2 separate regions of the Mus musculus genome follow, and region 2 is linked to region 1. A link is a loop called in an ENCODE intact Hi-C map of the cell type or tissue named here. Cell type or tissue: left cerebral cortex. All regions are shown on one strand. Links, peaks and the distances in the headings refer to the core of each region. The heading gives the core; the rest is flanking DNA. Region 1 holds the start of Dbf4 (DBF4 zinc finger). Region 2 holds the start of Adam22 (a disintegrin and metallopeptidase domain 22).

Region 1 (11,924 bases), core at 1,670-9,669:
TATATATATTCTGCCTACACCTCAGTTGGTGAAAAATGTTTCTAGATAAGGTATCAATTCTAATAAATTAACAAAAATATCATGGAAACAAAAATGAGTACAGTAACATTTTTAAAAGTCTAAATATGTTTAAAAAGTTTAATATACATACCTTTGGGGAATGGGTTGTTCTGGGCCTGGAGTCGAATTTTAACAACATCCAGGGGAGTCACTATGGATATATAAATTTTATTAAGATAAGATGTCTCTAATTTTCTATGGTGTATACGGTAAGTTAGAAAAGTATACATCAAGTCATACTTTTCCTCATTCCTATGCAAAGGGTAAGCTGTTTATCTAAAAATAGCAATGAATGTGTGTCCCACCACTGAGGTGCTCCTAATGCTCCTCAGCATTTCTGTCCACAAGACAGACTGCAAGTCACTTCTCACAAGGACTAGTCATTTCAACTACAATCCCATTAGTGTTAAAACTCAGACTACAATTTTAGAAAACACGTTCTTTAAAGCAATCTATGAAAGTTTTAAAAGTCTAAAGACTTGAGAAAAACAAGTAACTAAAAATCAGACCGTGTTAGTCTTCCCAATGCGATCAATTTATCTGTATCAGCATTGGCTTATGCCATCCACTTGGGAACAACAAAGAAGGTTGCCTCATACTTTCATTTGCATGCTCTAGTTCATGAAAATAGGAAAAAAAAAAAAAACCAAAAACATTAAATTGTGGTTTCAAGAAACTTTTCCTCATAAGAGAACAAGAAAGTCACATTAGATAATTTTTAAAGCCATTATGAACTTGAATTCTAACTTAAAGATACAAGGTAAAGCAATTGATTTATATGTTCTAATCACTTGTTATCTTAATTAAACAAACTAGTCAACATAAAATCATTCAAATGTTAACCTATCACTTATACCATTTGACTATGGCTATATGAAATACAAGAAGCTAAAGCCACCAAAACTTGAGAAACTCATAAGTTACCCCAAATTATGATATTCTATATGCAAATATTTATTCCTTTTCTAGTTTAAAAGACTTAAAAGAATTGTTAAAGTTTCATAATGTTGATAGGGACCTCCAAGAATTCTTATTTTAAAAACATATTTCTCCCTCCTTTTTCTTTTTTGTTGTTTTTTAAAATGTCTATTAACATAGCCCTGGTTTTCCTCATGCACACGTGCACAAATAACAAACATGCATATGTGCAATGTGCAGGTATCCCACACCGCACCCCTCAAAATCTACATCACTTCTTCACAGATAATAAACTCTGATAGAATAATCAAAGTTACATAATCTGTACCGGTATCATAATTTTACCCATTAGTGATGTCAGTACAGCTCCAGTACAGGAGGCAATCATTTGCTGAAGAGGAGTCACTGGGATTGTTGGTGGCGGCCCTTCAGTTTCAGGCTCCATACTTTTTAACTGGTTGAAAAAAAATCCATTAAAGCAAAAATTAAGATAACATATGCGTGTGTGTATATATACACATATATATATGTATACATATAATACATCTATGCATATATGTAATAAAGTTGAATGACAAATGCCTTCAAAATTACCTGTTAAGTTATAAGAACAATAATCAGGAGTGCTTGCCTAACATGCCCAACATTTGGGTTTGATCCTCAGCACTAAACAAACAAAATAGAACAGAATAAAATTATATCAAAACACAGGTTTTTATCACTGCCAAAAGTAAGTTATAAATGGAAGCCAGTGTGCAATTGGCACTAGTAGCATATAGCCTCTGATAAGAATGTGCTTGGTTAAGCTGTACGAGTAACATCATGTCTACAGGACAGGTAACCAACAGGTACAGAAACATCCTCTGACCGAGAGCCAGAACAAAAGCAGCTAAGTGATACTTGCAGATAAACATTGCTTAGATATCTTCTCTACTCTGGAACAGACTACCATTAAATATAGCACAATTTTTATTGCATGCCAATAATTGTTGCATAGTTATATAATAAAAGCACACAACCTTAATCAGTATCTTTACAAAACTTAATGAGACAGGCAATATTATTACTTTTGGAAGTCATATATACATATACAAACACATAGATATTGATATATGTACATATGCTGTTTTATAAAAACAGTAAATACTATCTATGTTTAGTACTCTGCTATACATGTAAACAAACACTGTGATAAATGTTTATGTCATTTTTAGCACTTGCAGAATAGTATATAATTATGCTTAAGCAATCTCTTATACTTAGGTTTTCAAATTCTCAGTGGGAAACCATGATGATATAATATCCAATTCATGTATCTTTTTGTAGTCTTCCTACACTTACCTAAGTGTAAACTAAGGCTATACTATTAAAAATACAGAGAAGGGTGTGGTGACACCTTCCTCTAACCCCAGCACCTGGGAAGCAGAGACAGGAGAATCTCTTTGAGTTTAGGGCCAGCCTGGTCTACATTTTGACTTCCAAGACAGCCAGAAAACCCAGGGAGACCCAGTCTCAAAGAATTCAAAACCAAGCAAGCGTTAAACAAACAAAACCCCCTTACTACAAAGCCTGCTGTGGGGGTGAGCACCTGCAATCAGGAGCAGATAAGGAAGGGTGGAAGGTCCAAACCAGTCTGAACTTCACAGCAAGACTCTGTCTCTCACAAACACATTTTGATACAAACTTCCTTTCTAGACCGACAGACTAATGTACACTTTCACTGGCAGCATGTCACTCTGATGTTCACAAACTCTCTTTAACCTTACGGTCTTGTCCCCTCCCTGTGCTCTGCTTCCTGGACGTCATGAGCTGTACCCTCTGCTCCCTTAAATGCTTCTACCACAACGTTACATACGCATTAACAGTTGGCAGCTAAGTCTAAAATTATTATTACAGGCCTCAAATGAGCAGTAGATAAACACTGGGTCTAAGTTAGGCTTACTATGAATAGGAAAGAAAGAAAACACCTTTTGGCAAGAAAGGCTTAAATGGAAGAAGTAAAACAGGAGAGCGTTATTAGAAAAGTATTCGTCATCTAAATGCAAGAATATAAAATGTGCATTTGGTTATGTTTGACATGATGTGAGAAAGCTAATGAGGCCTCCTTTGATAATCACAAAAATGGTGAGGCAGACTGCACAGATAGTAACTTCATTATCAGACAAGGAAATTACAGAGCAAAGGGGAATACAACTCAGTGTAAAGCACAAAGTACCTGGTTCAGTGTCTAGAATACACACGTGTACACATGCACACAAACACAAAAACACACACTCTTAGAACTTGTCCAAGGGTCATAAAATTGCTTTAAGGCTAGGCCAGTACTAACTGAATTAAGTTCTCTTGACTCAGCCAAATAAATGTTCACTTAGTTCCAGGGATGTCCAAACTTTTGACACCATTACATCATGTTGCCGTCTACAAATGTGCTGGGCATTCATAGCTATCCTAGGATGCATTTAGTTTATGGACCACAAGTTGACTTCGAGCTTTCATCCAAGAACTTGGGAGGCAGAGGTAGGCAGATCTCTGAGTTTGAGGCCAGCCTGGTCTACATAATGACATGTAGACCATGACAGCCAGAGCTATATACTGAGACTATGTCTCAAAAAATAAAATAAAACAAAAACAAGTTGGATGCACAAAATTCTGCTCAATGCTTTCTAGTTTTTAACAGAGTGACTTAATACAGTTTCTTACTATAACTCTGGACCAATTCATTTATTCTTGTATGTAAAGCCTTCTTTACATCTTAAGGAATCTATTAAAGTCTATTTTCAAGATCTTTAGGGTGGGCATGGTCATCATTCCTGAAATTTCAGCACTTGGGAGGCTGATGCAAGAGGATCTCTACTGAATTCAAAGCCAGCCTAGGCTAGACAGTAAGCCCCAGGCTAGGTTGGACTACAAGGGAGACTGTCTCAAAACAAGAAACAAGAACATAAACCACATTCATTTAGTCCTGATTACTGACAGGATGTGTAGAGACTTCTGTCTTCATACAACCAAACTCTTCTTCCTGTGGCTGCTGTAAAACTTGGGTTCCATGGGGTACTAGGAGTTGACTAAAAACAAAAAAACAAAAAAACACTAGTACCTAGGTGGTGAGTAGATGTTTTGCTTATTCATAGTTTGGAATTATACCTTACATGACACATAATGAGTCTAACATGGTTCCAACTCTTTGATTGTCTTATCTCAGAAGAAATATAAATCACCTTTCACAAGAGCATAAAACAACTTCCAGTTTTATTTTCCAAAGAAACATGATTACATCTTTTCCAAATTCTGAAAACATCAAAGAGAGAGAGAGAGAGAAGAGAGAGGAAGAAAGAAATTAAGAAAAAGAAAACAACCCCCTTTCCCTTCGGCCACCTCTTCCTCTCCATCATTTCTTTCTTCAGTGTGCTCCACCATAGAGGTCAGGTCCACAGGTTATCTATTACTTAGCTAGATTACCACTCAAATTGTAATTACCTCTATTATCATTCTAACTACTCTTAAGGAAGTGGGTGGCACCTCCCAAGCCACCACAGATGCCTATAGTTCAGGTTTTAACCGGTTTGAACTCGGTTGGGGACGAAGCTGAGTCAAGTCATCAACATGACAGTAATTAGAATTTTTCAGTTCCAGGCTTACTGCTTCCAAGCGCATTCCCCTTAGTCCCCCTAACAGCTAAGAACCAGTACTCTCTTCACAGACTAAATCGGAGCCTCGGAATTATCCAATTCCTAGATTAGCTGGGAAGCTGGGACCACCAATTCTGTAAAAAAATTCCATTCCTCCCCACCATTATTAAGATTTGTTCCCAGTCTCTTCCAACTCAGCTTGCTCTCCCTCTCCTCACTCGCACTGCCTCATCCCCTGACTCTCCACTTCATCTCACAAGCTCTACTCCAAGGCATTCCCCCTTCCCTCGTGGCTTTAATTCTACTCTGTATTAGTGCTTCTCAAACATTTGAACCAGTTTACAAACATGGAAATTCTGTTTCCTTTCCGTAGTTTACGCTTTGAAAATTGAATCCTCTCCTCATTTTTAAAAAATGTTTGCTCCTCCTTCTCAAGGTCTGTTAAGCACATGTATATTAATTCAAATTCATCAGTACAATGTCTCAACATATTTCCCTTTCTGGCTCCCTCCTCCGGACATTTCTTGAGATTACAAATTAGCTCCGACTGTCTAAAGCAGTTTAATACAGATAGACAGTTCGATGACTGTCGCTCCAGCCTCCGTCCATAACCTGTTTAAAACAAAATCATTTCTTTTAGCAATGCTAATCCAACTTGATGTTGTCTTTGGCGAATAGTCTCACAATTCACCTGTCTGTGCCTGAATATACTTATTTGTACTGACTGTCTTGAGGGTACTCCATCAAAAATCAATACTATAAGGAGTGTCTATTATAGCCAGGAGTTAAGAAATGCAGAACAGTACAAAGCATAACGTCTGTATGGGTGAGAGCAGAAGTATACTCCAAACAAGTTTTGTGAGGCATTTTCTCATTTACAAAGCAAAATTAAAACAAATCACGTACGCCTGAATTTCGTCTTGACCATAATCCCGTATTCCCGTTTTACAGATGAAAAACCCTGAGACTTCATTTTCCACTCTTTTATTGCTACAAAAAGGACAATTATACACACAGAGAGAAAGAACAGGTCTGTACAGAACAAAGTACCCAAAGGGCTGCGAGAGTCGGATCCGGCGGGTGGACCCCGGCCCCGCCGCCACCGCGGCCACCCGGGACCTTTGCGGCCCGTCTGCAAGGTCGGCGGGAGCCCAGGGCCGGCCCCGCGTCCCACACAGGGTTAACTGGAGTACCTGGTGGCGAGGCGACTGCAAGGCCCGGGTCTCAGCCAGCCTAGCAGGTGATGTCGACCACGAGGTGAAGCCTCCGAGGCTAACCGCGTCCACCGCCCTGGCTGCCCCACACTCCAAGTATGCAGAGCGGAGCCGGAACTCGAGGAGGACGCGGGAGAGCCGGGTCTGAGGCCCCGCGGGCTGGCGCGCCGGGGGCGTGGTCAGCATCCGGGGGCGGGGCCCGCGGGGCGCGAGGCGGGGCAGGTGGAGCCTGCGCGAGGCCGGCCCCGGCGTAGGAAGGGCGGGGAGCGCGTCTGGGCGCCGCGGTCGCGTGACGCGTTTTCAAATCTTTAACCGCCGCGGCTCCCGGGTCTGAGCTACAGCCTCTTCCTGCTCCGAGCCTCCGCGCCGGAACCGGCCCTCAAGCGCGGCCCGGCGCCGAGGCCGAGGCCGGAGCCGGGGCCGGGGAGGCCCTGGGAGCTTTGTGTTCGCGGCCGTTCCATGCGGCCCCCGGTGCGGACCCAGCATGTAGGTGCCTGGTGGCTGCCATGAACCTCGAGACCATGAGGATCCACAGCAAAGCACCTCTCCCGGGTATGGAGCCCCTCCCCCGCCGCGGTCCCTTTAATCGTTTCCTGCCTGGCTGGTTCCACGGAGGGTTCTAGAGAGTCTTCCTGCGGAGGGCCTCTTGCCGCTTTTGCGTTTCTGTGGGTTCTCGGCGCCCGCGAGGCGTTCGGTGTTGGTCTCCGTGAGGGACCGACGCTGGCCGGGCCCCTCATGCTCTCCCCGCCTCGGCCGCGAGCGACCCGGCATTCCCGGGGCTGCAGGCTTCAGACAATGCGCGGGTCCCCGACGGCCCCACGGAGGAGGCGCCCACGCCCATTTGTGACTGTTCCCGTCACTCGTGAGGGAGACGGAGAGGTGTATGTGTGTGTGTTTCAACCTCATAGACAAAAGCAGATTTCAATCTCAATGTTTAATATAAAAAATTTTCATTATAGGGAAAATTCCTAAGAGGTGCATGTGTGTCTAGTAACTAAGTACTAAAGTGCAGGTTGTCTTCGAAAGTTTAAAGAAGATGTTTGATTCTCATCTGCTTTTAAAATAAAAGATGGATGGCATAGTCCTTAGTGGGCTTAGGTTCTTAATATGTAAACAAAGTGCATGAACTCCCTCGTCTAGTTCTTTTAAGTACTAGACAAACTATGAAACCAAAATGCCAGCATTTAGTAACCCCTAAGAATTAGGTTGTTTATTCTAGATGAGTGTGTGTGGCTACCTAGGTAAATAAGCTTTAAATATTTGAAACACCTGTGTTGGGTTTTCACCGACCTGTTAATTACCCACATGACGTTTACACCATGAGAAGGTAAGTTTTCCAGAACAGCTCTATAGAATTCCTGCTTCATACACGGAACAGGAGTAAATAATAACTATTTTCTGCTGATTCAGCTCTTGTTCTCCAGTATAGAGTTTTGTGGAAACCATACAGGACAGTTTGCCTTCATCCTAAGTGGTAATATTAGGGAAAACATTTAGATTCTAATGACTTAATTTGTTATGACTAGTAATGTTTCCTTTCTGCAATAAAGCTGTTGAACATTTTTTGTAAAATAAATTAAAAATTTGTCTGCATAAAATGTTGCCTGATTCTTTTGTAATCACAGGTGGCATCCAAGACAGAAATGAAAAGAATCGACCATCCTTGAAATCCCTGAAGGCTGATAATAGACTGGAAAAATCCAAATATAAGCCCCTTTGGGGAAAAATATTTTACCTTGACTTGCCTTCTATCACCATATGTGAGAAACTACAAAAAGATATAAAGGAACTCGGAGGGGTAAGTGAGAACCGCACACCCACCAGAAGTTGAGAAAAGTAATACTTGGCGTTCTGTAATATAAATTACCAGGGCATTTCATTTTGGAAATTACAGCCATTTAGCAGTAGCAGCTTTGATGAGCTATTGGTTATTAGTGAATCACTTGGGAACTGGGAGTGTAACCCAGTGGTCTAGCACCTGCTGACATGTGAAAGACTTTCTGTGTTCAAGTCCCAACATCAGAAGATAAAGGCTTTTTTTTAAAGCCTTTTGTAGCCTGATAAAATGTCAAGTTTCTGTGATTGGTGGTTTGGTATAAAGAAATGAGGTTCCTATGTCCTAGTAAACCTGCCCTTTCTTTCAAAATACCAGGAGCCATTTGACTGATGACTGAGGGGAGCTGTTATGTGTTAAAATAATTCTTTAGTTTTATACATATACGTGTATGTATGTGTATGTGTATATATATATATATATATATATATATATACTTATACATGTATGTATGTGTGTGTGTATATATACACACACACGTATATGTATAATTATTATATATGTGGCATACAATTTACTAGTGTACACTTGTGTGTATATGTATACTTACGTGCCAGGAGAGAAGTACTCAGTGAGCAGGCACCTGTCATGGAGGGAACAATTTTTGAGACAGGGTTTCTCTGTTTAGCCCTGGCTGTCCTGGAACTCACTTGGTAGACCAGGCTGGCCTTGAACTCCGAAATCCACCCGCCTCTGCCTCCTGAGTGCTGGGATTAAAGGTGTGCGCCAACATACCCCACAGAGTAGTAGTAAAGTGCCTTCCCTGTTGTATCCATTTTTTTATGATTAGAAAACTTTGGCAAAACTCTAAGATTTCTTAGGTGTATTGTTAATGTTACCTAAAATCTAGCAAATGTGGTTATTATGATTTTTACTGTTTTCAGAGGTTTCTGCTGGACTGAAAGTTAGCAGTTTTGAACATTTTGTTCCCAGACTGAAAATTCACAAGAATACTTCACGAGTTTCTTAGAGTTTCTCATTAATGTGATATTTTCCTTGCCTGCCCTTGACGTTTGCCTGCATTCTTTGGGAGGCAGTTGATGGAATCTCACTTTGACTATGAAAGGCACATGGATTCCACTCTCTCTTGGTCAGTTACATTCATATACAAACTGTGTTGCAGTCAGTTACTCCCGTTACCCTCCTGTGTGCTTCTCACAGCAGATGCTTCAGACGATGTTGTATCTCTAAGTCCAACTTGGGAACCCATAAAAGGGAGCTTTGACTAAATCAGCAGTGTCATGTTGGTGCTGGCACAGGAATCACTTCCACCACCCTTTTCTTTCTTCCCCCATCCTCACAACACCTCCTAAGATACTTTCAAGAAACAAATTTTCAATGACTTCTACCACAAATGGTTGTTACAGACCATTTTGATTTTATGTATGTCAGATTTTACCCTTGAAAGGTTTCAAGTATCTCAGTGGCTATCCTGAAAACATAAGTTTTGTAACACTGTGGCAGGGGAGTTAACCTGATCATAAAAGTGATGTTTTCCTGAGGTAAGCTCTCCAGGTGTTGGGATCCCTGTGGTTGCCTTCAATGCAGAAAACCCTCTGCTGCAGAATTTGTTTTATTGCATCTGCACCCTCCCCTTAGGAACAAGCAAGTGCTGGGCTAGTGAGGTAGCTTGCAGGTAGGGGGGGGGGGCACGTGCTGCCAAAGCCATGGCAAAAGAGCACTGACTTCCACAGTCCACCACTTTTCTTGTTGGAAAAGAAAGTACCTACTTCTGGTCTTTGCTGTTTAATTCGATGTCAATTTAGTCCTTAGGTCCTGGTTTCTGTCCATATTTAAAGGAACCCAGTTTTATCAAATTGTCATTTATTTCAATGGTTCTCTCTTCCTCCAATTTTTACTTTTATTTAACCTGTCTATCCTTTTATTTTCTTTTGCTTTGGATCGTCCCAATGTTGTCATTGTTTAATTGATCACACGTATTTGTTTTCTGTGAGTCTTAAAGAAACTGTGCTAAAAATTTACAGAGGACATTTGTGATAATTCAAGTATTAACTGTATAGCAGTAAATTTTCACATAATAGTGAACCTTCCTTTATACTGTTAGAAAAATAGCCAAATGAAAGCCACTTAAGAAGGATAAAGAGAGCCAGGCAGTATTTGCACACGCCTTTAATCCCAGCACTCGGGAGGCAGAGGCAGGTGGATTTCTGAGTTCGAGGCCAGCCTGGTCTACAGAGTGAGTTCCAGGACAGTCAGGGCTACACAGAGAAACCCTGTCTCAAAACAAAACAAAACATAACAAAACAAAAGGATAAAGAGCCAGGCTTGCAGGCATATGCTTATAATCCCAGGTCTGGGGTCCAAGGCTTGAGGATCATGGCCTCAAGTTCATGCTAGCTTGGGCTACTAAGTAAGACCCTGTTTAAAGAGAAAGAAGGAAGAGTGGGCCCATCTTTAACAGTTAGGCTAGAATAAAACAGCTGGGAAAGAAAATATAAGGGTGGTGTTTTCTGCTCTACTTGGTGGCATGACCCTGGGAGAGTGGAGCCTAAAAGTGAAGTGGACTAAGGTCTCATACCGTAGCCAACTTTATTCAGAGTATCAGGCAGTTTATACTCTGAGAGTTAAGAATCACATGAGTGGCCAGGTGTGGTGGGGCACTCCTTTAATCCCAGCACTTGGGAGGCAGAGGCAGGCGAATTTCTGAGTTCGAGGCCAGCCTGGTCTACAGAGTGAGTTCCAGGACAGCCAGGGCTACACAGAGAAACCCTGTCTCGGAAAAAAAAAAAAAGAAAAAGAAAAAAGCAAAAAAGAATCACATGAGTAAAGTGACACAAGGACAAGCCTCAGGTGCGGACATCATGCTTTTCCATAGAGGCACGTGAATAACAACAATTGAAGGATCTCAGTCGTATCCACTTCGCTTGGGAGGGGCACATTCAAAAATACATTCCAAGAACAATTCTGTGTTTTGGAAAAACTGAGGTCACAAGATTCATCTTGTTTGTTGGAGTTTTCTCAGAAGCACTCAGAATTCTCACTTGACTCCGTTCGTGGACTGTGTTCCAACAGGCTGTAATACCTTGTTACTTTATGATCCTGAGCACAAACAAGTATAATTTTTGTGTTTGCCCATTAAAATGTAGAGGCAGCAATTTCCAATCAGTTCTCTGAGTATGGTTTTCAGGGCATACTATAGTGCTTTTGTTAGACTCAAAAATGAATCCTACGTCTGTCTTTCCTGGAGCTCTAATCTAGATAGGAATGGCGTGGTATTGTGTGAAAAACCTTTTCCTAGGGAAAACACAACACTGTTGAGATATCTGTTCACCCCAGATAGGAATCCTACGACAGAGCAAAGTATGGATACCACCAAAGTCTAACTTGGTGGAGCAGTGAATTTTACCGAGGTTCCTTCCAGGAGCTGAAATGAGTCAGACAACTGCATCTCCAAGGCCCTCCTCAGCATGAATGACAGCTCACAAAAGCTGGGAAACCTGGAGCACACTGAACACACTGCAGGCAACTCAGCTGGTTTCTGCTTCCTCCAGGCAGCTGGTCTGGTCACAGAGTCTTTGCAGCTTTTCTCCTATAAGAGTCTTTACAGCTCACTTCCTTTTGTCTGAAAGGGATTCTCAGCTTTTGTCTGTACTCTGTCTGGGAGGGGCCTAGGGAATCTGTTCACTTTCAGGGACTTCCTTAAAGTTCTTTTTAGTAGTTTACCTTTCTGCTTAAGGAGCTTGCTATAGGATGGAATGTTTCAGTCCCCCAAGAAACTTACACAACCCATGGGTACAACTGATTGCAATTTAATACAGAAATCAAAGGAAAGGGGAGATTACTTCTACCTGAAGGATTGTAGAGGACATTGTGTGGGCATAATAACTAAATAATTACAGAGCCGCCCTGGGAAAGCTTTACTAGGAGTATGTAGAAATTGCTATTAGCATACAGATGGACATGCTTACCTACCATTGTGAATCAGTACAGTTAATGTGTGAGCTGAGTCTTGAAGGAATGTTAGGAATGTACTTAGTAAACTATACACACATTTTAGAAAGAACATACTTAAAATATATGCCTGTATAGGTGTGCTTGTGTACTTAATGCTACAAACTCCCTGCAAGTGAAACTGAGATGTGGATGTGGCAAGGATCGCTTATGTTAGAACCAGATTATATTATAAAGGGCATTTTCTTCATGATACAGGATAACAGAGTAGGGTTGGGCTTTGGAAGGCAACAGGGTTTTAGATTTAAGCAGGGTCTAACTGGCTGGCCTGGAACTTTATAATCTTCCTGCCTCTAT
Region 2 (11,924 bases), core at 2,467-10,466, 55 kb after region 1:
GCATCTAGGATTTTACCAATAATTGTGCTTTTAATGAATGTTCTTCATCAAGGGAGGGAGTTGTCCCTTTTCTGAGTTTGTGAGAGGTTTCACTGCAATTATTTCATATCATAATCCTGCATTTATGATTATGCTCCTATTATTTTTATTCTTTAGCTTGTTGTTGCAATGGACTTCATTGATTTTTACATATTCAACCATATTTGCATACCTAGAATAAATCCCAGTTTTTAACTTGCTGTTTTTGAGACAAGATGTCATGTATCCCAGACTGGTTTCCAACTTGTTTTGCACCAAAAATTGACCCCTAAATTAGTGTTCTTGACTCTACCTCCCAAGGTGAGGATGCAGACTAATGACATACCTTGTTTGTTTGGGGAAGATAGTAAACCCCAGGTTGTCAAGAACGCTAGGTAAATATTTTATCAACCAACTCTTTTATTTTTACTTCGTTGAACACAATTTGCCAGTGTCTGTCTGAGGTTTTCTCTGTTTGTGCTCATAAGAGACACTGGCCTGTTCTGTTTGTCTTAATGTTTTATTTTAGAGCCATGCTAATGCTGGCCTCACCGCTGATAGGAACTCTTTCTGCTTCTGTTTTGTGGAAGAAAGTTCACAGAATCTGCTCATTCTTGTTTCAAAGCACGACTGAACTTGCCAGCCACCGTGCCAAGATTCTGCAAGATTTGTGGTTTGAAAGGACATTATTATTGACTGGGTGTCTTTCATGGTGTCTAGAATGTTCCTTTGTAATCTTTTGAATGTCTATAGGACCAGACCAGCAATCATCGATCCTCTTTCTTCTCTACCACTTGTATTTGTGTCTTCTCTGCTTATTAGTGATCAAGACTCCTTGTTTATTAGTTCCATTTCTCATTTTAAATTGTCAAATTTTGGGTTTGTCTATTTTGATTTCCTGTTTTCAATTTCATAGAGTACTGCTATATTTTTTCTTACATTTGTTTTAATATATTCCTTTGAGACACTTGTTAACCAAAACGTGTTATTTAATTATTATTAGTTTTGTCGGGTATATGTCCAGTTCCCTTTGTGTTAGTGATTTTAGTGATTTCTGGTTTAATTCAACTATGTAAAAATAGAGGGGCTGGAGAGATGGGCCAGCAGTTCAGAGCACTGGCTGCTTTTGCAGAGCACCGAGGTTTGCTTTCTGTCATCCATATGGTGGCTCATGAAGGGTTGTACTTCAGTTCCAGAGGATGCAAAGCCCTCTTCCGGCTTCTGTAGGCACTAGGCATGCAAATGGTACACATATGTACATAAAGTCCAACACATGTCAAAATAAATGTAAATGAATTAAGAAAACATATGTATATGTATACAAGCAATCCTAGAAGCACCCTCATCCGGAGAAATTTGGGGAGGCTTTTCAGCCCATCCCAAAATGTGCAGTTTGAGAAACTGTATGTAGTTTTATTAACTGTATTAATGTTATGTAATTAAATAAGATTAGTACAATATAAATCTCTTGAATTAAATATATTATCTTCTTACTGTCTTGATGTACTCAAGCATTGCTGCTTGTTTTCCACTGAACAGAAAAATAAACATTCTCTGATACAAACACACTTTAGATTTCTGTATTGGAAATAACAGAGGCCATATCATTTTAGAGTTTTTGTGAAAACAAATATTTACATGTTGCTCATTTCTTATATTATGCATTCACATTTCAAGTAAGAATAAAAGTTTATAAATGTTTTTGGTCATTATTTTATTTTTAAACTTTTTTTTGAGAATTTCATACATGAGTATTGTATTAATAACATTTCTTTTTTTTTCCATTTTTTATTAGGTATTTAGCTCATTTACATTTCCAATGCTATACCAAAAGTCCCCCATAACCACCCACCCCCACTCCCCTACCCACCCACTCCCCCTTTTTGGCCCTGGCGTTCCCCTGTACTGGGGCATATAAAGTTTGCGTGTCCAATGGGCCTCTCTTTCCAGTGATGGCCGACTAGGCCATCTTTTGATACATATGCAGCTAGAGTCAAGAGCTCCGGGGTACTGGTTAGTTCATAATGTTGTTCCACCTATAGGGTTGCAGATCCCTTTAGCTCCTTGGCTACTTTATTAATAACATTTCTAAGCCACCCTCACCACACTCCAGTTCCTCAGTGTCCCTGCTCAAATTTGTGACGTATTTTACTTTACTTATTATTGTTTTACACACACACACACACACACACACACACACACACACACACACACACAACACACGCACACACACACAATCTGCTGACTCCATTTAGTCTACCCCTAGATGAAGAACTATAGACAACTATTGATTTCATAAGGGAAGAAGAATCAAACTTCTCTAGCGATGAGAACCTTTATAGATTATCTAATCCTAAGTGGTCATCTTTAAATATATATACTTATGAGTTTATAAATATACAAATTTACAACACAACATATTTGTATTTATAAATATAGTAGATACTCATAATTTAAATATATAATACATAATTTATATTATTTGTATTTATAAATATAGTAGATACTCATAATTTAAATATATAATACATAATTTATATTTATATAAACATATAAATAAAATTATGCTTATAAATGTATAAATATTTAAATATATAATATAATATAGATACATAAATGTATAAGTACATTCATATACTTATGAATTTATAGAAATTTTAACCAACACAAACTTAATTTTTCTTCTTAGAGACTTTACCATTCAAACAACATGTGAAGAGATAGGATATAATGATCTATAACTCCAGCACTCAGAGGAAAAAGGCAGGAATATCAGAAGTTCAAAGTCAGGTCTCCACATGGCTGCATGCACACATATGCACATACCTGTATACATGACAAACACATACATACCATTTAAAATTTGCATATACATTAATGAAGACATAATTTGTCATTTAGTAGTGTTTCTAAACATCTAGTAATTTGGAGTTCTAAGTCTAATGAGTGAGGTCTTTTGAACTTCTACTAAGGAGTGATTTGCATCACTCCAAAATTTATATATTGAAGCCCCACTATGATGGTATTTGAAGATGAGATCTTGAGAAGTAACTAGGTCCTAGGGTGAAACCTCCACTATCAGATTAATGTTTGCATGACGGAGAGAGAGAGAGAGAGACAGAGAGAGAGAGAGAGAGAGAGAGTGGTCAGAGCAGGAATGCTCTATTTGTATCTCCTAAGGATGGGACAAGGAGGCTGCTGTCCACGGCTCAGAAAGTAGTCCTTGCCTGGCACCAGATCTTGCAGTGCCTGCCTTGCTTTCTGACCTCTACCACTGTGATAAATGTTTCATTGTTTTTGTGTTTTGTTTTGTAGTGCTAAGAGTCAAACCCAGGCAGGAGTTACAGCTCTGTTCCTTACATGTTTGTTACTTAAGTTACTCAGTCTATGCTGTTACTGCCTTAGCAATGACAAACTATGAGAAACCTTTTAAAAAAGTATTTAAATTTTTGTTACATCAAACTGATATGTTTAGCTTTTGAAATTATTTAGCATATTCCAAATAACCTAAAATGTGAAAAAGTAAGCACTCTATTTAGAGCAATGTAATAATAAAACTTTGCATTAAATTTGTATAACGCTTTGGGTAGGATGGCCATTTTTACTATATTAATGCTATTGACCTATGATCATGGGAGATCTTTCCAACTTCTGATATCTTCTCAATTTTTTTCTTCAGTGACTTAACAATCTTATCATAGAAGTCATTCTTTCACTTGCTTAGTTAGAATTAACTGAAGATATTTTCAATTGTGAAAGATATTCCCTGGTTTCTCGCTCATCCCACTTGACATTTGTATATAAGAAGGCTACTGATTTTGGGGAATTACTTTTGTATCCGGATACTTTGCTGAAAGTGTTATCAGCAGTCAGGGTTCCCTGGTTGGAATTTTCAGTCATTTATGTATACTATCATATCACCCCTCTTGTGGGATATTCAGTAGACAAGACTGCTCAGTCACAGGTTTAAATCAATAGAAAATCTTTATTATTCAGTCGGAGACTATACTGGGTGTTCGTGATCCCAATGTAGCCCTGGGACTTTCTCAGGGTGATTTTTCAAGCACACAAAAAGGTCTCAGTTGACATACTTCAATTAATAAGAGCAGTGAGCCAGAAGCAGAACCCACAGAAGCTGAAAAGCAAGGTTAGTACATTTAGAGCCTTCCTCAGAACTATGGGTTTGATGGATTAGGTCTTTGTTTTCATTTGGGCGGGTGGTGGTGGTGTCTACCTCCTGAGTTTTACAGCCTGAAGGGTACTTCCATCATGGAGTCAGTTATGCTATGGTCTGAGGACCTACTACAGTCTGAGGTCTGTTATAATCTGCAAATAAAGATACTTTGGCTTCTTCACTTCCAGTTTTATTTCCACTAGTTGTCTATTGTTCTTGCTAAGACTTCAAGTTCTATATTGGATAGGAATGGAGAGAGTAGACAATCTTATCTTGTTCCTTTTAGTGGAATTGCTTTGAGTTTCTCTTAATTTAAGTTGATGCTGCCAATGGTTTTGCTCTAAGTTGTCTTTATTGATTAAGTATGTCCCCTGCATCCCAAATCTGTTCACAGGTTTTACGATGAAGGGGTGTTGGATTTTTCTGCAACTGATGAGATGATCACGTGTTTTTTGTCTTTCAGTTTTTTATATGTTGGATTACATTTATTGATTTACATATGTTGAGTCATTTCTGCATCTTTGTGATAAAGCCTACTTGATCTAATTCTTAATTCTCTCTCTCTCTCTCTCTCTTTCTCTCTCTCTCTTTTATTCTGGGGATCAAATGCCAATATATAGATTTCAAAATCTATAAAGCTCAAGTTCTAATTATGTTAATATGTGTGTTATTATTATTTCATCCTGGTGAGCCTCTAACATTTGAGAGGGGCAGTGTCTTATTTAGGGCTTTATTGCTGTGAACAGACACCATGACCAAGGCAACTCTTATAAGGACAATATTTGCTTGGAGTTGGCTTACAGGTTCAGAGGTTCAGTCCATTATCAAGATGGGAGCATGGCAGTGTGGAGGCAGGCATATGGCAGGAGGAGCTGAAGGAGCTGAGAGTTCTATGACTTCATCTGAAGGCTACTAGGAGAAGACTGGCTTCCAGGCAGCTAGGAGGAGGGGGTTAAAGCCTACACCCACAGCGGTACACCTATTCCAACAAGGCTACACTTTTGAATAGTGCCACTCCCTAGGTAGGGAAAGCGGCCTGACAAAGTCGTTTTCCTTATCTATTACTGGTGCAGGTTTGAAGCTGACAGATATAGGAGGAAGCAAACATATCACAGAGTATCCGGCTGACTCACTCTTCACAAGTCTTCCTAGACCTCTGGGAGACATCTGATTCTCCTGGAGTTGGGTTAACCACTCTCCCTTAGGTATCAAAATTAAAATGAAATCAAATGTCAATTCAAAAAAAGGCGTGGAGAATGGACAGAGATGTCTCAGAGGTTTAAAACACTAAGTGTTCCTCCAGAGAAAATGAGTTGGATTCCCAGAACCCACAAAACCTTCTGTAACCCCAGTCCTAGGGACCCAACATTCTCTTTGGGCCTCCAACCATAGACACTGCATACACATGGCAGGTGCACAGACACACCTGTCAGCAAAATACTTCATAGGAATAAAAGCATTGAAAACCGCCTTGGGAAAATTCTTACCAAAAAGGCTTTTCTTAATTGCACCTCACAATGTGTGACTCACGCCCAGCACACAGTAGGCCCTCAGTCCAGATCTGTGGCAAAATTGACTTGTCCTGCACTCAAGGCATGGTCTCTTGGAAACACAAGAAATAGTAGTAGCTCGTGAGCAACCCTGTGGCTCTTCGCAGAACTTGGGGGCGAATTCGGGGTGCGGCCACTGTGCAGGTGACCTCCATCACCTCTCCTCCTTTGGTGTGCAGTCTACTTCTTGGGTTTTGGGTGGCTATGGTAGCGTCGCCTTAGAGACCAGCTAGCTGTGCGGGGAGGGAACTACATTTCCCAGCTACTCTGGTGCGCGCGGCCGGGTGCGGCGCGTGGGGCAAGTGCACCACCAGGGCCCTGCGCACCCGGCTCTTTCCCCCCGCTGTGCTGGCCACCAGCCCGGGCCTCCGCCTGGGGATGAGGTGGGAGGCGCTAGAAGCCACTTAGCTACAGGCTGGCGCCCGAAGCGGCGCTCGCTCGCTGCCCCCGCCACCGAAGCGCTCGCCAGGCACAATGCAGCACTGAGGCCACGGAGGCTGCGGTAGCGGCTCGAGCTGGGAAGGGGCGGTTGGGAGGCCGAGCCCCAGGCCCGGGCAAGAGCAGCTGAGCGCCGCCACCATGCAGGCAGCGGCGGCCGCGTCCTTCTGGCTGCTCTGCGTCTTGGGGACCTGCCCCCTGGCGCGCTGCGGTCGGGCAGGTAAGTTCGCATTTGCCGGGGTTTCCAGGACTCTTTGGAGCCTGGAGGACCCTCTAAAAGCCGCACCCGCATTTCCACAGTGCGCCGTCGTTTATTTTTTATTTTTATTTTTTGAAGGTCGGCGAGGAAGGGGTGTAAGCACACATGTGTGGGGGACCCGAGGATGCATCAGCAATCTGGGGTCAAATGCTTTTTTTTTTTTTTTTTTTCTCTTTCCTCCTGCAAAAGAAGAGTCTCCTTCAGGAAAACGGGAAAGGGGTGCCCTGTTTCTGGGCCCAGAGATGCTCTCGAAAGAGCTGGTTCCAGGGCTTTCCAGCTGGTGTCTCTGCGTCCTTCCCAGTTAGGTCCAGGAGGGAGGAGGCGGGGAATAAGGTGATGAGGAGTGCAGGATGGAGGACTGTGGGTCAGGGTCATTATTTTTTGCTGTTTCTCTCTACTCCCTCCTTCCCTCCTTCCCTCCTTCCCTCCTTCCCTCCTTCCCTCCTTCCTGCCTGCCTGCCTGCCTGCCTGCAAGGAGTCGCCTCACTGAAAGGACTGGAGAGGGGGAAAGAAAACCGCTTCCTGGAGCGCCAGAGCATCATACCACTGCGCCTCATCTATCGCTTGGGCGGCGAGGATGAAACTCAGCACAACCAGCTCGACACGCGGGTGCGGGGCGACCCTGGCGGACCGCAGGTGAGTGGCGGGGTTCGGGAGATGGTCCTCCACACTGCCCAGGGACCCCGCGTTTGCTTAGGGTTGCCCTGGAAATGCGGTGTACCGGGTGAAAAGAGCACAGTCCTAATTTGATTCCTGCATGATACTCTTGGTGTAAGTGCAAAAAGGAGGAAAAAAGGAACCAAAAGAAGGGTAGGCCAATGTTTTGCAGACGTGCTAGGGGGTAGGGGTGGCATTGGATGCTCCTAGTAGCCCTGTAACCTGAGCTAGGGACAAGAGGCACAGACCCTATCTCCTTAGTCAAGTGAAAACTGCACGGGGTAGGAGGAGTCTATTTAGGCAGGATATGCATCACCATCTTTGTTGTTTTAACTCTGAGAGAAAACATTATAAACCAGGATGATTATTGTAGAAAGAAGAGAGGAGAAGAAAACTAGGCTGCTCTAAGAAACCAAACTAAAATAAACAACATCTCAAAATCCCCTGGTCACTCAGATTTGTGAACACCAGAGACATGCCCATTCAGTCCTAACCTAAGGCCCGAAAACGGGTCCTCCTTGGGTGCGATCATTTTAGTGAGCACTTATATTGCTCTGAAAGCTAATTTATTTCAGTACTTGCATTTTAATCAATACCAAACATCTATAGATACGAATGAGTACTGCTAACTCTAGCAAATATTTTTGGGACTGTAAATGTTTTTATGTTTGTATAGATCAACCTGACAAGTCGCTCATCTACAAGTGCATCTGAAGTTCATGTAGTTGATAATTGAAAACTTTACTTAAGTAAAGATAAGCTGGGCAGTTTCATACCATAAATACATTCAACACTAACTTAACTGTGATGTGATAATGTACTCAGTTATTCACGTGTTTGACATATGTAAAGAGTGAAAATTATTTAAGTCTATATTTGCACTCGAATATTTGGCTCCATTAAAATTTTGTTGACGTAGGTAGAAATTCAGGGTAACTTGTAGTATCCATGGATGTTAGATTAATGTAGTAGAGAACCTAACATGTCCAGCCCTTAATGAAAGATGTTATTATCTGAATTAATGCTTGGCAGCTTCTTGTTTCTCTTGTTAAATTTTGGCTTGTTTCCATGGAAAACCTGCAGAAGGGAACCTGTCTTATTTTTCAGTTAGTTAATAATTATTCCTGTGTGGGAGTATTCTGATGCTTGTTTGTAGCCTCTTATTAAAAACAAACAAACAAACAAAAATCTAGACACAAACACACACAAACTAAACAGAGGAATATAGTGAATCCTAGCTTCAGTGACGGGGAACTTACAGTCCATCTTGCTTTTCTCTAACTTCTACTTGCCTGCTCCTTTCTGTATTACTTTGAAGCAAGCAACTGATGCTTTATTTATTAACATTTTCAGTAACAAAACTCTGAAAGGTAAGGGTTATATTAAAAATGTAACTCTGAATTGCCACATTAAAAATAAGGTTAATTCTTTGATACTATAAAAGAACCATTCTTTCAGAAACATTTATCTCAAAAATATAATTATATGTTTGTTTTACACACACACACACACACACACACACACACACACACACACACATTCATTTTGTGCCAGAGCTAAAATAGAGGGCATACTTAGTTTATTTAAGTCTCTTTTAGTGTATGATTTCTTCTACCTATGCTTTTGTTTTTATTTTAATTTGCCTTTTAATTGGTTCTTATTTTTAATTTTCATTGTAATTTACTTATTGAGACATGACATCTTTTATTCTGTATAGAGTTTTCCATGGTCAGGAATTTGCTGATGTAGACAGTGTGTTAGAGCAAGTCCCAGAGTCTTTGTGGGAAGGGAAGGAAGGATGGAGAGGAGCAGAGATGCAGAGAGAGGGGTGTGAAGGAACAGACTCGGGACCTCTGTCTCTGCCGCCTGCTGTCCATGACCTCAAAGCCCGCCTGCCCACTTTGTGATGGTAGAAGGCCACTACTTTTGAGAAAAAGAGTGTTATTTCTCTCTCTCAATGTTTCTAGACCACCACTTCTGAGATGTTTTAACTCAGATGGGCCTCTCCATATGGGGCATAAGATACGATAGGCCCTTCACAAGTAAACTTTGCAGCTGAGGTGAATGAGACTGTTGTCTGGTAGAACTTAGGTTAAACATGTAGAGATGACTTGTCCCAGTCAGAAGTGGAAGTAATGCTATTTATAATTATGGCAAATTATCCTCGGTATCTAAAGGCACACTCAGCACATTTTGATATCTCCATCACCCAGGGAGTCAATGTACTTTACATGGATCCTTAAATTGCAGCAGGACACCACAGAGAACTGATGGAATCTCAAAGACCAGTGTTTCCTACAGTGAGGAAACTAAGGGTTTTTCTTGTCTGTTAGGCATTCCTGGTTTCCAGAGATCTATAATTTAATCTGAAAATGTGTGGATTTTATATAGCTCTTGTTACTGTTATTATTATCATTATTATTTTGGTAAAAAGAACTTTTGGCACTGTAGGTACTCATGGATATCTTTAGCATTTTTCTTTGTATTATAGAAATAATGTCTGGATGGTTCTTTTGTTACCTCATAAGGTACACATGTGTGTGTCTGTGTGCAAGCAACTCATTTATTGACTCATTAAGAGGAATTTATTTACTTTGAGCTCTCGCTAGTTAGCATTTTAAGAAAATCAAGGCCATAGGGATTTAGAAATAAAAGGCACAGTTGTAGCCTTTAAGGGGTTTACAGAGAGCTGGGAAAATGAATGAGTGCTTACACAATTGCCCTTTGCCCTTTAGTCTTGAGGTGACTACAGGGGCTGTGGAAACAGTGGAAGCCCAGCGCCCAGAGCTTAACCCACAAGGAGCCCCTGGGCTCTCCCAGGAGGTGCTGTCTGATTGGTCACATTACAGACAGGGGTGGGCATAGCTAGCAGAGAGGGGCAGCATGTTCAGAGTCAGATGGAAGCCAGGCATAGCCTCTGCTAACTGCAGATGAGGTTTGGGGGACCAGTGTGAGAAGCATGTCGTTCCTGGATGCTGCAGCAAGTTCTGATGTTCTGAGGAGTTGGGACTTGGCTCTGCAGGCTATGTAAGCCTTTTGGCAAGGAGGATTAACTGGCTAAGTTCATGATCCTATGGTATCATCCTAGTGTTACAGAAGAATAATTGTAATTCTCAAGAGTGAGCAGGCTTATTATTCACTTTTATTCACTGATCAATTCCAGTTCGTATCATTAAGCTTTGTAAGTGCCGAGCTCCCAAACATGCTGAGAACACCAGATGAGTGGCATTTACAAAGCACCTAGGTCAACGCTGGGTATGCAGTGACTCTCTAAGAGTCTTTTAAGTCATAGTCACTCCCTTGGCAGCTCCAGGACTGTTTAGGCATTTTATGACATCATTTGAATGCAAAATGATGCCCTCATTACCTGAATTTAACACATTCCCTGAAGTTACAGATTACTCATTTTTTACATAGCATGGAATGGCCTTGGAAGGAAGAGACCTTATAGGCCATTCAAATTAGCTCAGAAATTACCGCTTACCTGATAGGCTCGAGCAACTGACCAAGGGAAGGTGGTCACCACTCTAGTCTTAGATGGTTCCATTCCTCAAGCTCAAGAGACTAGTTGAGTATCAATTTCTTTTATATTATTAATATGAGCTTGTTTCAGTTTTCATCCATAGATGGCAATATGAAGCTTTTATTTTAGAAGAAATTTCATTATGGTTCTGCTTGAATGGTGATAGTTTAGTGTGAAAAGGTGATTTCACTGATACAAGTCCATATTGTGAGATTTTTTTTTCTTTTTGCTTATTGCATAGTGAGTTATTCCAGTGCTTACTAATTCTTATTGCGAATGGGATGATTACCCTGTGTAGATGCTCATTATGTCATAAAATGCTAGAGATTATAGTCAAAATACAAAATAGTTGTAGTTGATTGTGAGTAACCTTGCTGTCTTCAGGGTTGTCAAATATGAAGTAGTGCTAAGCTCAGAAGATAGCCCTTGAATATTTAAAATATTGAGGTTTTTTTTCCTTCTTTCTTGACAGTTTTTTTTTTTTTTTTGCTAAAAGAATTGCCTGTTTGTAGATTGTAAGGTAAAACATATATTTTTTATGAATTTGTATAAGGTGTCATCTACTGAGCCTTACTGATCGTTTACCATTGATAACCCTATTATTGCTATCTTAGATATGCTTATTAATGGTTGCTTTTTTTGCCAGCTAAGCAGCATATAGTTACCATGACACTAGAAGTGGGTCATCTGATAGTTTATTTTGTTACATGGTTACCTTTAAATTCTGTTATGTATTTTAAAAACACCCAGTGATTTTATACTTCTACAAACGACATAATTTCTTCTATCAGAAGTATTGTTTGCAAATACAAGATCTACTTTCTCCCATCCTGTCCTCTGCAAAGTATTACAGCTGTGTAAGGAGTCGTCAAGTGGGGACAAGGACATGGATCTATAACTCACCACTGTCTTATTACTCACCATTAGTGAGTGGGTCAGAAAGCACACTTAAGGCAAGATGGCAGCAGAGGTGTGCTCTGGCTTTTTTGTTTTTATTTTGGCGAATATTTATATATATGGCATGGAATATGTGAGCTGTCCTTAACATCAAGCTCTTCCCTCTGAGGGCACCAAGTTAGGCTGGCACTCAGTTATCTGCAGTACAGCTCCCCCAGTGGTGAAGGGCTCCTAGGATTTATAGCTTTCATGGTAGTTTGCCAGGTTAGCACAAACATCTTTTTTTTTTTCCTAAAAGTACATTTGTTAATCTAAGTAGCTCAATATTAATACATTTTTGCCATATGGAGGGGGAAAGAAATATTTCACAGTGCATTTTTGTCTACCTACCAATTCAATAAAGTAAAA

The links. Peaks named below come from ENCODE experiments on the same cell type or tissue, not always from the same donor. Only the 100,000 strongest peaks of a DNase experiment are listed, where the experiment ranks them.
Region 2: it touches region 1 in a loop (3-fold over the local background); 5 of 42 quality-filtered maps call a loop at or near these places.

Annotation. Positions count from the first base shown.
Region 1 is chr5:8,416,916-8,428,839 of GRCm38, reverse strand. It overlaps Dbf4 (DBF4 zinc finger), which reads left to right and starts at 6,124. Exons shown (of 12, transcript NM_013726.3): 1 at 6,124-6,373; 2 at 7,447-7,619. The coding sequence starts at 6,328. Slc25a40 (solute carrier family 25, member 40) reads right to left here and starts at 6,002. Exons shown (of 12, transcript NM_178766.5): 1 at 5,801-6,002; 2 at 1,573-1,644; 3 at 1,324-1,432; 4 at 152-211. The coding sequence starts at 1,423. In left cerebral cortex, for the core only: a CTCF peak has its summit at 5,146; DNase peaks (open chromatin) are centred at 5,083, 6,054 and 6,594; H3K4me3 peaks cover 2,125 bases; H3K27ac peaks cover 467 bases.
Region 2 is chr5:8,362,352-8,374,275 of GRCm38, reverse strand. It overlaps Adam22 (a disintegrin and metallopeptidase domain 22), which reads left to right and starts at 6,116. Exons shown (of 31, transcript NM_001310440.1): 1 at 6,116-6,400; 2 at 6,915-7,075. The coding sequence starts at 6,322. In left cerebral cortex, for the core only: a CTCF peak has its summit at 6,044; DNase peaks (open chromatin) are centred at 6,091, 6,759, 6,956 and 7,565; H3K4me3 peaks cover 2,659 bases; H3K27ac peaks cover 1,290 bases.